2 separate regions of the Mus musculus genome follow, and region 1 is linked to region 2. Evidence: chromatin contacts called from ENCODE Hi-C or POLR2A ChIA-PET data. All regions are on one chromosome and are shown on one strand. The core of a region is the stretch at or near the end of the contact, and the rest is flanking DNA. Distances in the headings are between cores, read along the strand shown.

Evidence for each region. A loop is a pair of places that touch in the nucleus more often than their neighbours do. ChIA-PET counts read pairs that join two places held with the same protein, here RNA polymerase II (POLR2A).
Region 1: a map of left cerebral cortex shows a loop between it and region 2 (2.5-fold over the local background). The contact joins the promoter of Prxl2a here to the promoter of Tspan14 in region 2. A Hi-C loop is called at or near these places in 7 of 37 maps with a recorded cell type or tissue (CH12.LX, T-helper 1 cell, T-helper 2 cell and 3 more). POLR2A ChIA-PET finds 5 or more read pairs at or near these places in 3 of 5 experiments (Patski and embryonic stem cell).

Annotation. Positions count from the first base shown.
Region 1 is chr14:41,011,023-41,015,788 of GRCm38, forward strand. Prxl2a (peroxiredoxin like 2A) reads right to left here and starts at 2,811. Exons shown (of 6, transcript NM_027464.4): 1 at 2,676-2,811.
Region 2 is chr14:40,964,529-40,969,452 of GRCm38, forward strand. Tspan14 (tetraspanin 14) reads right to left here and starts at 2,368. Exons shown (of 9, transcript NM_145928.2): 1 at 2,248-2,368.

The DNA.
Region 1 (4,766 bases), core at 1,561-4,060, 47 kb after region 2:
TTCCTCCTGAATGTGGCCTGGTGTCCAGAGAGCACCCCAGTCTCCCCCAGGCAGCTCACAAACCAATGCCAAATGTTTTCTTAAGGACCATTCTCTACTGAGAAGCTGGTCTGCATTTTTCTCCTATAAACAGTGACAAGGCCCTGTTAAGTCTGGATGCCATTGAAAATGCCAGCTTAGCGGTTACGGTCACAGTGAGAGACAGCAGAGAACTCCCACAAGCACCCGTGGAACTGGCCACTGCAGTGGCCTGCACTCATTTGTCACAGACAGTTCTGTTGTCTGGGGTGAGTGCCTGCCTCTCTCCCACCCTTCACCCAGATGCTAAGAGTCAGAATGTGAACGTATGATCAGAGGAGAATAAGACAACACACTCAGAGACACAACTTAGAGTGAGGGGTATAGCTGGCGGGGAAGTCCTTTCCTACGAGAACTGGTCCCCTCCAAAGACCTGGGCATTCTGCTGACTTTTCAGCCTCTTGCCTTGGCTTAGAAGACCCGTTCTCTCAAGTCATATGAATATTATGGACAGGAAGATGAGGACAAATGTCCAAAAAACACTGGGTTCCGGCAACCAAATCCTAACTCTCATTCTGGCCCCCAGAGACCGTTTTCTTGCTTATCACCATAAGATCTTCTAAAAATCAAGCTGCATCCAGTGGTGGCACGTGTTGGAGAAGACCAACATGAAACACAGCAGCGCTCTAGGAAACTGGAAATGCTTCGTTATGGTTTTCATTTTCTTTATTCTTTTTCCTTTTTTAAAAAGGAAAGGCCTAGGATAGCCTAGAACTTGCCACCTTCCTACCTCAGCCTCCTTAGTGCTGCAATTTTAGGCATAGGCCACCTCACTGGGTGGTCTTTATCTTTTGCAGGGTTCAGATGAACTCACTCACTGTCCTAGGAAGGTAAAACAGACAACAACAACAACAACAAAAAAGAATAGAACAATTTCTCCAGCAGTGTTACTGCAAGTCAGCTTTCTGGGTGAAAGTTCCAGGCCCGGGGGAGTCCTGCCTTACGTCCACATTCTCCACAGCACATACTCTGAGTTAACTCTTTGGCTCTCCCACAACTGCTCCTGGTAGTGCCAAAGGCAAAGGTTACTGCTCAACTTCAATCTGCCTTGGCAAGGGCCAAAGAGCTCATGGGTGAGGCTGGCTTCTTCCACAGCAACGCTGGACAGGTCCTGCCACATTAAGACTCTGTCCAAGCAGACTCTGAGCTTAGCATTTCAAAGAAGCAGATAGCCAACTAGCAGGAGAGTTGCTTTTAATCTGGGATACTAATGAAATCGTATGCACCTTAAAATTCCAGACCTCACCAAACAAACCTTCTGGTGCCACACAAGCTTGAAATGATCATTGCAATCCCAGCAATCAGGAGGCAGAGACAGGGGGACTGCAAATTCAAAGAAAGCCTCCGGGAAATTCAAAGCTACCCTGAACTACATAAGGCCCACCCCCTCAAGAAGAAAAGGGGAAAGAGGTGGGGTAGAGTGCTTTGTACCCCTTCAGGGACAACACAAAGGGTCTCAGGTAAATGCCATCCCTTATAAGGAAGGACACCAAGGAAAGGTCGGACGAGAAGAACCAAGTTGCATGAGCCTGGACCAGCCATGTTTCACATTAGCAAAATGGGAACAATTTCCTAATCACCTTCTACAGAGATGAATCACTGAAGATGCTATAAGCTCTTTGCAAAGACTGCCAGAGATGTTAAATTCTTACTTATTTCTGGATTACTCATTGATCACCCCAAATATTTGAAACAAAGGATTTTCTGATGAGTATCTTGTGAGGACCCAGATTCTATTAGCAGGGCTCCATGACAAGCAGGAGGATTTCTGGGTTTGGGGCCAGCCTGGTCTACAGAATGAGTTCCAGGATAGCCAGAGGTACACAGAGAAACCCTGTCTCGAAACAAAACATCCAATGAGTATTTTCTTTTCACATAAATCATTTACCAAGTTCCAAGACAAGAAATGTTGAAGTAAAAATAAAACCAAAAATCTAGGTAACAGGGCTGTGAAAACATTGGAGGCACGGTGGCAGCGAGACTCGGATTGTCACCTTCCCATGCAAACCCTGCCAGGTTGGACCTTAACTTTGCTCTCCCTTGGGCCATTTTCACCAACTCCAACAACCTAACAATTCGGAGGATGGGCTGTCCTGGAGCTCTGATTATCTCATTACCACACCTCAGCAGCGGTTTGAAATTTACAACGGAGCTTTCTAAGGCAAAGGTTTGTAACCCTTAGAAGAGAAGGAGGAGCAGGTATCTCAGAGACTTCCTCACAGGACACCCCAATACCGAAACTGGATAGCCACGGCCACCCCTGGCAGCCTTCAGCCTAGCCCATGTTGGGTGGATGCCCCTTCCTGAGAGGTGGGCAAACGTTTTTGTTTTTTTTTTTTTTTCCTTCAGTTCTCTGTCCCAACAATTCAAACATCTGGGTGGGCAAGAGTTTTTCTGTCCTCTGTCCCAACGATTCAGACTGCTGGGTGCCGCCAGCGCCATTCCGGGACAGGGGTCTCTGGGCCCCAAGCGTGGAGTCTGTCCTGATCGCTGTGGTGGGCTGAGGGCACATCGGAGAGCGGTACCTGGAGAGGATCGGGTCACATCCTCTATCCAGCATCTAGTCTCCGCGGTCCCTGGCCTGCCTCGATCCTCACCTGCGCCCCAAGGACCCCGCCTCCGTGGACCTCACTGGCCCCTGAGCTGCGCCAGCGGACGCAGGTGCCTCCTCGGTTGTAGTGCAGTTTTGAGGGCGGGTGAGACTAAGGTCTCCCCGCGCCTGCGCAGCTCAGCGCCTACGCCACCACGCCACTTTCACGTGACAGACACGCCCCCGCAGCTCCAGACTGGGGACTGGGTAGAACTGGGTCGCCTTCGGGCACTTCTTTGCTCGCTGATTTCCACGGAGCTAGTTTGGAACTAGCGTGGCTTTGTGGGGTAGATGTCCCAGCGTCCATCTTCACCCCCAAATGCTGGTTATTAGAATGAAGAAAACCAGCTGAGAACTGGCTCTAAGGATAATACCAGCTCCTCTAGCTTCTTTGAGCAACCCTGTGACAGGCTTGTCTTAATACTCTAACGTGGTTGGTTGCTTAATGTAGCTCAGACTGGTCTGGAATTGTTCATCCTCCTGCCACAGTTCCCCAGGGGCTGGGATCACAGGCGTGCACCGCCATGCCTGGCTTTTACCCATTTTTCTCACTCCTGTAATAAGTGTTCATTACTGTCGTATCAAAGCTGTAGTCAAAAGAAACAGGATTAACTCACAGAATAGTTAAAGGTGGGGGAGTGGGAGACAGTCAGAAAGAGATCACAGAGCAGTTTGCAAAGAAGTATTACAGCAGCCAGACAGGCACGCTGGTCAGAAGTGGTCATCTGTCCTGTGTGCATTGGGGGTATCCACCTGTGTGGGACTTGACACCTGGCCAGAGGACTAGGCTGTCCTAGTACATCTTTACCTTCCCCTCATGTTTCTCACTGTAAGAAGCAAGACTCTTGCTATGTAATAACAAATTCAAGAGACTAAGGAGGGTAAGACAGTTTTTATTTTACTATCTTGTAGAACTGTGTGTTACCCTAGACAAAAAGTTAAAAGGGGGTGGGGTGGGGGATGGGGATGGAGACCCCGCCCTGCTTTCCTGTTATGTAGGTAGTCAGGAGCTGCCCTAATTAGGGTTATTATTGTTATGATGAAATACCACGAGCAAAAACCAATTGGAGAGGAAAGGGCTTATTTGGCTTACACTTCCACATCATAGCCCATCTCTGAAGGAAGTAGGGTAGGAACTCAAACAGGGCAGAAACCTGGCAACAGAGCTGATAAACAGACTGTGGAAGGGTGCTGCTTGGTGGCTTGCCTACATTCTGATTTTATGAAGGCGTTTTCTCAGTCCCTCCTCTCCAGACTCCAGCTTGTGTCAGGTTGACATAAAATTAGCTATTCCAGCAGTCAACTAACTTTCCACCCTATGGTAAACAGAGACAAATACGCGTTATCTGACAGCTGGGAAAGAGCAGAGTCCTTGTGCCTCCTGATAGATCGGAATGATGTACTTCTGATACTCAGAACCTGGAGCTAGGCTGGTAGGCAGCAAGCTGCAGGGAGCCTTCTATTTCTGCCCACCAAGGCCCTGAGATTCCAAGCCTGTACTCTTGCAATCAGTCTGGATTTTTACTGATACCAAGGGTTTGAAATCAGTGCTTTTACCTGCTGAGCCATATCCCAAACCCAGGAGATGGTCGGTCATCTCTGAGCAGTGTTCCCCCAACCCTGTTCACCTGGGAAACACCTAGTATCCAAAGGCTTTCCAGATCTTCCTCCAACCTCACATTCCATATAAATATATGGCAGGATTCAACTCAGAGAGTCTGTTGAGGGAGCTTTCCTGAGCCATAGTATATGCATCTTTGTTTCCCTGCTGGGATCCCAGAGCCTGGTCCTGGAATAGCACCCAGATATACTGGGGAGGTTCATGAAAGAGAAAAGGTCTAAGCTGAGAGTGGTCATTAGCCTGAGAGATCTGACCTTTCACAGAAAAGATTTAGTGTAATTCGGTACCGCGTGAGTGTGCTTATAAAATGCCAATTCACCTCCACTCTCAGAAGACTTTTCTAACATGCACCTCATTTCTTACTATGTATCTGGCCTGAAATAGGAGCATTGGCTAAAGGTGAGGATTCCCAGGGGTTGCTACTGTAATTAAAACAGAAAGCCAGTTCTTGGAGACATGGACACTCAGAACTTGATG
Region 2 (4,924 bases), core at 1,118-3,617:
GTAGTTCTGCCAGGCTTGCTTAAGCACTATGCTTAAGCACCTCCAAGAAGAAGGTACTGTCTAAATGAGAGACTTCCAGGAAACCACTCGGACCTTTCTGGGCCATAGTTTTCTCATTTGTAAAATCAGGTAGCTAATGTCTACCACATTTGGGTTGTTTCAGTTGTTTCAAGGATTAAACAATTAAAAGTAAGGCTGGGATAGTAGCTTGATATGTTTCCATAAATACTAAGAAGCCTTGAAAAACCCACCATTATGCCATGTAATTTATGAACAAACAAACATGTACATGTATGTTTGCTCATAAATTCACTGGGTTTTAAGCCAGCAAGGGGCTTTCAAGACTGGCATACTGGCATTTCTAGGCACTGTAAAAATTAACTGTGTTTAACTCTTTAGTTAAAGTTAAACAAGGTCTAACCCCTAGGCACATGGTGGCCTAGGATAAGGCCCTCAGAAGTGGTTTGAGAAGCCAAGGTTTCCCTGCACCCTGGCCTCTTTGTAACTTCACCTCATTTCTATAACCTGCAGGGCAAGCTCCTCCCCCACCCACACAAGGCATGAGTTTCATCTTCCATTGCAAACATGTGACAAGAAGCCCTCACCTGTCCTGAGAAATGAGCTGGCACAGCTGTCCTAAGAGACATCTTAGGAGAATCTGCCCATGGCAGCCAACCCTTCCCTCTCAGCAGCTTTTTTTGGGGACAGCCACAAACCTCTGGAGGAGCAGTGGCTAAGAATGTTTGACTAAATGAAGCAACTAAGCCTAGATCAAGTGCATATCAATAACTACCACTGAGCACCTACTGTAGGCCCAGCACACAAGGCTTGCAGATGTGAGCCCAGAAAGTATGGGCTGTAGCCCAGAGCACCCCAGTCTCTGAAACACATTAGGTGATCCAAGAAGGAGACCCAGAAATGCAGAAAGGGATGCTATCAAGCCAGTCATCAACTAAAGGTGTATAACAAACACACAGTAAGGGTAAAATACATCTAGTGACATAGGTTTCCACCTCAAGAGACTGAGAAGAATCATGAATTCAAGGCAACCCTGGGTTACACAAGACCCTGACACCAAAAAAAAAAAAAAAAAAAAAAAAAAAAAAAGACTTGGGGACAGCTAAGGGAGGAGCCAGAGAGCAGAAGTCTGGGCTTCATTCTAAGGGTTTTAGGGCCCAGGAGGAGTTTTGAGAGAAAGGGTGTCTCCAGCAACCTCTGAGCTGTTAGAATGTGGGGCCCCAGATTTCCTTTCATAAATAAGGAAGCACTCAGCAGGCACCAACTTCTACTCAGAAGCCAAGGGGCTGTGTGGAAACTGTCCCTTGACAGCCACAACTGTGTAGGATTTGGCAGGCAACTGACCTAAATCCACCAGTCCGTTGGGGTGACCACCTAGAGAGCTGAGATCACACCTGCTACAGGCTCCAGCCCAGCGTCCTGCACACGCTGCCCAACACATCTCGATGTCCCAGAACACCAGTGTCCTGATACAGTCACCGTGGCTCTGCAACCAGCTCCGGGCAGGCACTGGCTGAAGACACTGAGTTCTGAGGATTCTGACTGCCTCTCACTGGAGACCAAGTTTCAGTCCTCCAGACAGGAGTTTCAGTGGTTCAGGGGCCGAAGTCCCCAAATGTGCACTCTGCCCACCCTCTGCACTGCACGCCCGGGAGGGAAGGGAATACAGGAGCTCCAACCTAGGCTGAGCCAGAATCACAACTTGGCCAAACCTCGGGCTAGGTCAGGGGTCGGGCTCTGCTCCCAAACACAGCCTTTAGCGACTAGCACCGAGAAGCCAGGATCGCCACCTCCTTAAACTCTTGCCGGACAGCGTGGGACCCCGCGACAGCGTGCACATTCAGGGTGGGTGGGGGCTGGGCGACCGTCCCCTCATCCGGGACCGGAGCTGAATAAAGAGCCTTCCGCTGGGTTCGCAGGTGAGGACCGACAGAGCCCAGGCAGCAGCCGGGAGCAGACACACCTTCCGGGTAGCCCGCCGCGCCTCCCACTCGATACAGCGCCCCAGTTCGGCTCAGCGGGGTCCCGGCCGCGGCCTCCAGAGCTCGCGGGCGGTCTCAGCAGACAAAGCCCGCGCCACCCGCGGGGCCGCCCCCGCCAGCCAAGGGAGTCCAGGGGCCGAGCAGGAACGCGGGGAGCAGCCGCTGTCCCGAGAGGACGCTCACGAGGGCCGGCCCGAGACAATAAAGACAGGCCCGACGCTTCAGCGAGGCCACGCGTTCTACTTACCCGGGCGCGGCAGCAGCGGCGGCAGCACGGCCCGGTTGGCCGAGGAAGTTAGAGCAAGTTCAGCAGCTCCGAGCGGGAGGGCGCGACTCGGGCCGTCCGAGCGGCGGGGGCGGGGCGCGGAGGGGCGGGGCCGCGGCGAAAAAAGAGGCGCCGCTTCCTCGCACCGCTCAGCCGCCCAGTGCGTCTGGCGCACCCAAGCCCCGCCCCCGCTCTTTGCTCCTCCCCATGCAGGAACCGCCCCATCTTTCGCTCCTCCCCCCCACCCAGGCCTGGCTCTCACCGCTCGCTCCGCCCCACTGTGCTATCAGCCCACATCCCACCGCTGATTGCCCCTCCCACATTGATCACCACGCCTTCTCTACGCCCCGCCTGTGTTCCGCCCCCGGGTCGCCGTGCTCCACCCCCTACCGTGCACCCCGCCCTACAAATGGTCATCCATAGGTAATGAGGCGGATCGCTGACCCGCCCCTTTGTCCGGCTCTGGGCGGTGCCCCAAACGGGATTTACCCGGTTCCGCCCTCTCTGTGGCTCCCGGACGCTGGCGAAGTCGATCGCTTGTGGCCGCAGAGTTGAGCGCTCGGCCAAGTTACGCCGCGCAAATGCTCCTCTGGTATTAGCTCTTAACCCGGCGGGAGCCGAGCCAGGGAGAAATGCGAGTTACAAGATGCCTGTGTCAAGGGATGCTCGAGGTGGCTGAGAGGTGGAAGAAGATTGGTGAAATGGCTGGTTTTAAGATGGAAGGCATTCCTGCCCAGCCTTGGGAGCCAGTGTGTGCGGGTAGTTTTCTAGAAACGGTGGTTGAGATTTCTTTACAGCTGAGCCGTAAACACTCGCTCCTTCCAGTCTCGGTGCTAAAAATACCAAGCTTCCTTTGGATGTCCTGCTGAGATTTGCTCATCACCTTTATGCTGAGGAGATGGCTGGGCTGATTCTTGGAAGTGGAAGGTCACAGGACAGGCAGATAGATTTACAGTGCTGTCCACACTGCTGTGATAAAAAGGCCGATCTCGTCCCAGCCTAGATCTGCTTGTCAATAGAGCAAAGCATAACCTTGTCCTGCTTGGTAAACTCGTGTAGATTTGCGGGAGCTGAGGGACAGATCTGCTCCTCTTGGGCTATACAAAAGTGGCATAAGACTGGGGCTATGTTTTTAACACACGCAGCCAACAGGTTAAGTTCATTGTAAAGAGAAAAAGAAAATCTGGAAATAGAATGTACCTTTCTGCTGCTAGTTGTGGTTATTTAACAATGGGGATGTAGCCTGTTTCTAGAATATGCCAGATAGCTCAAGGACCTCTCTGGCAAGGAAACCTGTCCATATTGTCACCTCTAACTAACCAAAATGCATGATTGGGTGTCTGATGTGTGGGCACCAGGTCTTGAATTATCCTGGGGAGTGCAGCAGCCTGAAACCTCTCCCTCCACATAGTTACTGTTTAGTAGAAAAGACAAATCATTTCAAGATGAAATCAATGCTGAGACAAGACAAAAGCCCAGGGATAAAGTGAGCATGTGGAAGGGAAAGGTGAGAGAGAGATTGATGTTGAAACTGAAAGCAAAGGAGTGAAGAGTTAGAAGAGGGGGTGGGGGGTAGGGGTGGCAGTTGGTCCAGAAAGTACAAGTGGAGAGCAGAGGTGCCAAGGCTTTGATAAGAGCCACGCTCTGATGCGTCAAGGAGCTCAAAGAAAACTAGATGGCTATTGTCAGGCTACTGGGGATGGAGTGAAGATCAAGACCAGGACAGAACAGGCCTACACACTGTGTCAAAGGACTGAGTATCTTTTGTTGTTGTTTTTTGTTTTTGTTTTGTTGTTGTTGTTTAGTTAAGCCTTTGAAGGGTTTATGGAAAAGACCAGCATTCTAATTTGCTGCTGTGAGAAGAGTAGATGTAGTAGTTGTCAGACAAAAATTAAAAGCAGTGAGCCAATTAAACTTTTACCTTAATCCAAGCCAAGTATGGAGGAAGTTTGAAACTGAAATGGCGGGTGTATTAAGATGAATACCTGAGAGATAATGTTTTGGATCTAAGACCAAAAAGACCAGATACAGGAGGAGGAAATGTTTAAAAAAAAAAAGAGGAATAGCTTTTAAGTGTCTTTCTGTGAGTGGGCAAACAGTGCCTCATTTATTGGGTGGGCTGGCCTGGAGGAAATCCATTTTCAGGATAACCACCAACAATTTTGTTTTGGCCGTATTGACTTAGCAGTGCCTGATAGACACCCAGGGTTGTTGTCCAGTCACTAAAAGCAGAGAAGAAGGGTGTGGGCTGAAGATGCGTTTTGGGAGCTCATGGGGTCTAAGAAGGTCATCTAAAGGGAGGAAAGGAAACTGCAGAAGAGAAGGTCCCATGGGGACCCAGGGAATGAGAGGGAATAGAAGGCAAGAAAAAACCACTGAGAGACAGGCTGGGAGGCAAGAGAACAGAGGATGCTAGATGCCTATGCCCAAGATGTAAAAGGCTGTTTCCAGAAAGGACTTAGCTGTTAGCTGCTGCTCGGGGCTCAGGTAAGATGAGGACAGATAAGTGCTTTTAGCAGCACGGAGCCATTGGTAAACGTGCTAAGGGCTCTGCTCTGGGTATAGTGGGATGGAAGCTACTGCACATTAATAACCCAATAGGGAACAGAGAACCATAAGTGGTGGAGATGACTAGGCATCCCTAATAGCCATATCTCAT